Regions from separate parts of the Homo sapiens genome. Here region 1 is linked to region 2. A link is an interaction called in ENCODE POLR2A ChIA-PET data of the cell type or tissue named here. Cell type or tissue: PC-3. All regions are shown on one strand.

Region 1 (4,000 bases), 690 kb after region 2:
TTACTGCCTTATATAAAGATGGAGGGCTTAAGATTTTAGATTGAATTTCTGCTTTGCTGTAATTTTCTACCTTGTTTATGTTTTTAAGTTTTTTCTTTTTTTAACATTTAACATTATTGGTAATAGAATGTACAGGTGTGTGCCAGTAGTCTCAGCTGTTTGGGAGGCTGAGGTGGAGAGGTCAAGATTAGGTGGAGAGATCCCTTTGCCCAGGAGTTGTGGGTTGTAGTGCACTATGCTGCTTGGATGTCCACACTAAGTTTGGCATGAATATGGTGACCTCTCAGGATGCCAGATAGCTTAAGGAGAGGTGAACCAGAACAGGTCAGAAACAGCAAGTCACAACCCCCATGCTGGTCTGTTTGTGGGATCATGCTAGTGAATTACCACTGCACCTCGTCTCTTCAAAAAAAAAAAAAAAAAGAATGTAATTTATTTTCTTGCTGACCATAATAACAACAACAAAACCAACTCAAAGTCAGTACCATTAACTACAAGGATACAAAGTTTGTTTATTTTTTTGGTTACAAACTTTCTGAGTCTTATCTCTTGTTGGGAGAAGGGAGAATTCCTAGTGGAATCTGGATTTTTATCTCTTCAAACACTTTTTCCTTAACCTGGTTTCAGGATGTATGATCACAATTCACAGAATATTGGACTTCTTCAAGATAGTAGGCAAAGGTGACATTGTCTTATGTTTAATATGGTGTTGGAAAAATGGAGGGTTATAGGATCCTTTTTCTGTTTCCTGGAATTTTTTCTGGACACCATTGTTCATTTGCATTTTTTGTCTTTTATCATCTGAAAACCAATGCAGTGTTTTCAAGTATATTCTTCTCATTAGTTTTTACTTAGAGTCAATATTATTAAATTTAAAACGTATTCTATGTGGGAAAAAAAGATGTGAAATGTCCTAATCTTGAGTGACCCAGGTTTTTAAGGCACTATTGCATATTAGAGAATGAGTCTAGCCGATAGCTCTCAGAGGACAGAAGAGCACCTGCTTTAATATAAACACCCTTTGCTATAACAGGTGAGCAGAGTGTCATTTACTAAGACTTGCACACCCTACCTGTTGCCCAGGAACTTGGATAGGAAAATACTGGGATTCAGATTAGAAAAAGATTTATAAAAGCTAATTTTAGCTGCTTTGAACCAGTATAGAAGCAAGAATTACTAAGAAAACCTTGTTCAAAACATGTGCATTACAGGCTGCATTAAAAATTTAGAATTGCCTTCTGAAGTTACTGAAAATTAGGTGGTATAAGTATAATATACTCCATATGGTTTACAACCTAAAGCAAGTGTGGTAAAATAATGGAGAATTCCTCATAGTCAGATGCCTTTGAACAATTGTATTCTCAGAAGATTTATAGGGAGTCTGACTTCATTGTGGTGATGAGTTTCACAGAATGAGATTTTGCAGACAGAGTAGAGGAGGAGGGGTACAAAAAGTCATGTTGACTTGTGGTTGATTATGTAATGGCCAACAGGATTTATTCTGTCATAGTTGGTCAATTATAGTTACCTGCAATGATCATATACAGGTAAAGGGAATGCTTAGCACTGATTATTTTCTGGATCGTTACCTATGATGATCATATAAACATAAAGGGAATGCTTAGCACTGATTATTTTCTGAATCATTGTATGTATCTTTATTCCTTTTTCAATTAGGACAAGAGGGAATCTTGAAAAATTAGTCTATTTCTTTTCCTCCTGGCTGAAGTATAGTTCTACAAATCTGTGTTCATAGTTGTGCTAATACTGCCTGTTTCAGAATTACTCATGTATTTCTGGGACACATTCACATCTCAGTGTATAAGTGTATTGTTTTATCTTGAGTTGCATGTGATTTACTGGGCTATGAAATATGATGTTATAGGATAAAGGTTACTGATTTATTAAAAACCATTTGTATATCTTTCCATAAGTTGAACACTGAGTGTATAATGCTTTGTCAGGTATCCTAGTGACTCAGTGGCAAGTCAGAATGGCCTTTTTGTTGTTCAGAACTGGTGTCCATGTAGACATATACCAGTGCATGTAAGTTTCAATATTTTATTTTTAAGCTTAGGAGCTTACATAATTCTGATTATATATATTTTATAGAATAAAATAGAAAACTTTAAATGGGGAAAAAATTCCATTAAGAAATAAAGCACATGAGCTCTTTTCAAAGAGGCATGGATGATAAATCCTCTGAAATTCGCCTTCTAATCTCATTTTAGAGTAAATCTGAGGAGTGCATGAAAACATTTTGAGCAACTAGCTAAGCACCCTAAAACTTTGTAGAATATATAGCTAAATGCTATATTCTTGCTTCAATGACAAGAAGTGCTTTTTCAAATTTATATTACATTTTTTAAGGATAAAAGATTCAGAAGATTCATTTTTGTCATAACTAAGAACTTGAGTAATCTTAAATATGATTTCATATAGATGCAGCTGTTGCATTAGAGGTAAACATGATAAAGGTCTCATTTTCCTCTTGGAAGGAAGTGGTTTGGGCAGTTGAAGAGTGCACTCTGTTTTTTGTCATTGTAGCATAATAGCACCATGATTTTAAACTACTTCTATCCGTATTTAATAATGATCAGATGAAAGGAATCATAACAACTTCTTAATAATTTTATTTTTATATAACTTTTCTTAGATCAACTGTTAAACTCCATTCTTAGCTGTATCATACCAGAATTCTGGTATGTCTTTGGATACTGATTTCAAAAAATCATTTCAAAGTTTGGTTATTCAACTGGAGATATAATTTTACTGGTGATATAATTAAGGAAAATGTGAACACTTTGGAAGGCATTTAACAGCAATAATACCTACTGCTATTATGATTGTTATTAATATGTGTGATGTGATTCTGTAAAAGTACACAGATCAGTGTCTAGACCCTTTATTTATTTATGCTTATACAAGAAGCTGGGCCCAGTGTGTTGTTTTTTAATTTCAGTTTTAGCAAGTTGAGTAAAACCTAACACTATTCTCTGTAGGTATAATTTATTAACGCTTTTTGGACCATAAATTAAACCTAGTTTTTGGTAACTTTTTCTTTAAGATTTATAAATGTGTTGAATTGCCAAAAATGTTAATTACAGTCTTCTCAGAATAACGTGGATTTAGAAACCGTAGAGAACTGTCAAATAGTTCAGTCTAAATTTCTGTAAGTTAGATTACATGGCAGGATTAGTTAGGGACTAATTTGTAATTTATTTAAAAATAAATTTCACTTTTATCAGAATAAACCTTATTAAGTTTATGTAACTAAATACAAAGCTTCACAAACAACATAAAATGATAGTTGAACCCTTAGTATAATAGACTATATTAGACAGAACTGACTGCATTTTTTTACTAAAATCATAGACTTGTTAAGGAACAGTGCTCAACTATGTTCAGTCAGCTCTCTTGGTATCTTTAGCCAGCTTCCAAGTTTTTCATCCAGTTACGGACAGCCATGTAAACTTAATTGAAAACATTTTCCAGACATTAATTAGATTCAGCCTTGAGGCACAAAGGTAGGTAGACTAACATTTCAGAGTATATTCCTAGGGTCAGAGTAATTGTATTTATTCTAATGCTAGAATTCTCCTTTAATCATTTCTAAGAAGTTGAAACAAATAGTAGAAAGTTCTCTTACCACTGTTACTTTTATAACACAACCAGATGATAATGATTTTTGCCGGATACTATGTAAGAATTCAAAGTTCTCAATAGGTGAAGGTGGACAGGTTTTTAGAGAAGACATGTGTAAACCAGTCACTGATTAGTGAGTTGGGAGTTTTACTTAGTGTATAAGTTATTTGTGCATTGCCATAACTCATGTCATCAGAATTATTTTTAATAAAAAAAGTAAGGACACTTTTTTTGTTGTTTGGTCTCCTTTTAGCTAGTGATAATACCACAACTTTGATTTTTACTTAGAGTTTTATCATTGAATATCTATTCCTTTTTACTTTGATCAGTGTTTTGAGAGTTGACATTGATAAAG
Region 2 (4,000 bases):
GCTGGGCTACTCCTAAAAAACATTCTACAATAGCAGTGAGTCCCTCCCCGTAGAAGTCAACTATGTCAATCAGTCACCTCAGTCACAAACCAGGAGTTTCACCCATATTTTCTCTACTTTTTAAATGCATTCCCTTTATTTAAACTACGCCTTATTTGATGAAGCCTCCCAATATAAATCCCTACCCCAGAGCTCTTTCCTGAACTCTAGCCACAAATCCAGCTACTTCCTGTCACCTCTAACCAAGTCACCTACATGACCATTTATGTCAAAAAATGAAATTAACATTCCCCCAGTATATGTTCTTCATCTGCTATTTCTGACTTTGGTTGGTGGCAACACCAAGCACCCAACGTCTTAGGACAGAGACTAAGGTTCATCATAGATTCTTCTCACTCCATGCTGTTCTTCCTTTGCCCTACTCATCCCACGCAATAAATCATCAAGTCTCTTTGAATCCACCTTTTATCATCTCTCATATCCACGCAGTTCTTTCCTTTCCACCGCAACTTCCTTAGTCTAGCATCTCATTAACTCTTGTAGCAGGATTGTGATTCGTTTCTCTAACTATCGTCTTTTTCTCTTTCAATTCATCCCCAACAAAACCACAAAAATAGAAGCTTGATTTCTAAAATCAAGCTTTCTCTATTTCTAAAATAGAAGCTTGATCATGTTCCTCCTTTGTTCAAAACTTTCCCTAACTATCACTACTTACAGGAAAAGGTAGAAAATGAAGAGAGCAAAACACACAAAAGTACAAAGGCATGAAACCACATGGAATCTCTGGGAAAGCCATAAGCATTTTGAGGTTGCCCAAGCTCACGTATGTGAGATAAAGGATGGAGAAGACAGGCACAGCCTGGATCATCTGCAGCAGGCCAAGTATCTGTCTGTGCCTTCTTCCTGGGTTGCCTTGCCCTACTCCCTTAACTGCCAGTTCAGGCATGACTTCTGGAAGGGATTCTCTAACACCCCTAGACAGGACTTAGTTATTTCTTCCTCAGTGCTAATGCTTTATCTCATACTGTCACTATTGTCATCTTAATCACACTGTAAAACAATTACTTGTTTGCATGTATCTCCCCTTAAGACTATGAGCTCCTTAAGGACAAGGGCTGTGTCTTATTCATTCCTTTATCTCCGTATACCAAACTGCCCAACACATAGTAAGCCTCCAATAACTGGTCTCTTTCCCTTTACTCTCTACTTTTTTTTATCTCATAAGAATGCAGGCAAGAGATAATGAAATCTTAACTAAAAGTGATGGTAGAAATGTAGAGGTGGAAATACATTTTTAGAGCTATTTAAGAAATTGGATAGACTGTCATTAACTGAAAGGAGGTAAGAAATGATTGTCATACCTCTTCTTTTAAGAAAGAGCCCATCTTTCTTGCTTTCAGTTATATCAGTTTAAAATTTTATTTATTTTGTTCATTCATTCCTTATAGCTTGTGGTGAATCTAATATTAAGTTAGCATCGTATCAGGCCAAATTTAATTATAAACATTTCTGACACTTTCCCAAAGCTTTTGTACTATTTTTGAAATAGTTTTTTTTTTTTTTCTAGTGGTGGCAGTTAAGATAGAATTTAACGGAGTACAGACAAATTTCAAAGCAAGAAAATTACAAGTCAGAAAACAGACTTCTACTAGAATGTTAGCCAAATTTGGACAGATTGTAGTAAGAGTCACCAGAGATAACAGTTGAACGTAGTGAAGAGAATACAGGTGATGACAAGGGTTCTGTTTGGATTGGGGGAAAACTTGTCGTAGGTGATCCCGAGAGTTAAACTGGATATAAACCACATGAGTCAAGCATCAGGTTCCCTTGTAACAAAGAAAGCCCTTGATCTGGAGAAGAACACATGCCCTCCTAAGGGACTGGACTCCTACCACTCCTCCCAGGCAGGGCTGGTAGGAGAAAGTCCTATGTGAGGTGGAGGCCATGGAGACAGGAACAGTTTCTCCTACAGTAGAAGACTGGAATTAGCAACATCTACCACACCTCCTCAGTTTCACTCTGTGAGATTCTGACATACTCATCCAGAGTTTCTCTGTAAGTTATACTTTTGATTCAAGAATGAGTGAGATATGAAATATATGAGCTAAAATGATACATCCATACTGATCTTTCCTCCTTACTTAGAGTACAGCCATTGAGTCTCTGCCAGAAAGAAAACTTTTTTTCCTCCCATCATATCCCTCTGCTACAGAATAATTTTAGGAATTCTTTCAGAGCAAGTCATATATTGATAAACCCCCGGCCAATGGGACAGGTAAAACTATAGAACAACTAGCCCCAATGAGTCAGCAAAATAGATAATAACATCACAGTCATTGAGTCATGACTCAGCATCTCCATGTCAGCATCTGTGTTTACACATTTGTGGGCCTTTCATCACCTACCTATCACGGGCACTGGTTTGGGATGCGAAGACCCCTCTTTCTGCTACTCAGTCAGTTGTCTTTTTATTCATTCCAAATGACTGCCCTGAAACAGAGGATGCAATGATGACCAGGGTATTGCAGGGTCTGTCTTAGTGTCTCAACTCTTACTCCAAACCTACTCAAAATGCCCTCTCCTTTCTGACATCTAGGGGCCAGGAATTTTGCACAGAAGCAGAAAAAAGAAACTTTATTTCTGGATCTCTGTCTCCTCTAGCCTCCCCTTACCAAACTTGTGAAATTACTTAAAAGGTTTACTGAAGGCAGGTCTCTGGACCACGCACAAAGAATCAAACAATTTATTACACACTTCATGATCTGAGTGGTGCATAAAGGAGTGCTGCATAAAACTTACATTCTCAAGCCCTACTTGGAGGTCTCAGGAACACTGAAACAGTGAAACTTGGAATAAAACAATTTTCCACTATATCTTTAGTTTTATCTTCCATTCAATATTATAAATGTACGAGGAAGAGAACTAACTAGATTTGAATGTAACTAGATGGAGCCGGGCACAATGACTCACACCTGTAATCCCAGCACTTTGGGAGACTGAGGCAGGCAGATCACTTGAGGTCAGGAGTTCGAGACCAGCCTGGCCAACATGGTGAGACCCCGTATCTACTAAAAATACAAAAAATTAACTGGGCGTGGTGGCGGGCGCCTGTAATCCCAGCTGCTCGGCAGGCTGAGGCAGGAGAATTGCTTGAACCCAGGAGGTGGAGGTTGCAGTGAGCCAAGGTCACACCACTGCACTCCAGCCTGGGCGAAGAAAAAAAGTAACTAGATGGAATTTTAGCCAATTTAAATAAAAGATCATACAAGGCCTGGCGTGGTGGCTCACCCCTGTAATCCCAGCACTTTGGGGGGCCGAGGCAGGCAGATCACCTGAGGTCAGGAGTTTGAGACCAGCCTGGCCAACATGGTGAAACCCTGTTTCTACTAAAAATGCCAAAAATTAGCCAGGCGTGGTGGCAAGTGCCTGTAATCCTAGCTACTCGGGAGGCTGAGACAGGAGAATCACTTGAACCCAGGAGGCGGAGGTTGCAGTGAGCCAAGATTACGCCATTGCACTCCAGCCTGGGCAACAAGAGTGAAACTCTGTCTCAAAAAAAAAATAAATCATACAAATGTAGAGATGTCATATATGGAGATGTGGCAGAAAAATGTAGCTCTGTAATTTTGTCTGAAATTAATATCGTTTTACTCATAACCCTAGCCACTGTGTGTTTAAAAATTAACTAAATTTGCATTCTGATTTAATATTGATATTATTTGCAAAATTTTTAAAAGTCGGGTAATAGTACCTCATTTTGATAAAAATGCTTGAGCTCTCAGGGCCCCTTGCCCCTTAGCAGGGAGTCCAAATATATGGAGGGAGATGTGTTGTTTATGTGTCCTTGTAACATTAGGGAAAAAGGACATCCTATTCTCATGCTGGGCCTTTGGTGAATGCTGCTTTTGGTGAATGCTCGTAGTATCTGCTGTTTTGCAGAGCTGCCTGTTATCATCTGGAAGCTGTTCATCCTGATGGCCCCATCCTTAGCCTGCTGCTG

Evidence for each region. Peaks named below come from ENCODE experiments on the same cell type or tissue, not always from the same donor. Only the 100,000 strongest peaks of a DNase experiment are listed, where the experiment ranks them.
Region 1: POLR2A ChIA-PET joins it to region 2 with 5 read pairs; 1 of 35 experiments calls an interaction of 5 or more read pairs at or near these places.

Annotation. Positions count from the first base shown.
Region 1 is chr6:104,827,182-104,831,181 of GRCh38, reverse strand. All of the region lies in intron 6 of HACE1 (HECT domain and ankyrin repeat containing E3 ubiquitin protein ligase 1), which reads left to right. Among named protein-coding and RNA genes, the nearest start is that of HACE1, 31 kb to the left of the region's middle. In PC-3, no CTCF peak of the experiment used is centred here; no DNase peak of the experiment used is centred here; H3K27ac peaks cover 1,418 bases.
Region 2 is chr6:105,521,184-105,525,183 of GRCh38, reverse strand. No RefSeq gene overlaps it. Among named protein-coding and RNA genes, the nearest start is that of LINC02836, 110 kb to the left of the region's middle. RefSeq lists an enhancer at 2,110-3,309. In PC-3, no CTCF peak of the experiment used is centred here; a DNase peak (open chromatin) is centred at 2,323; H3K27ac peaks cover 621 bases.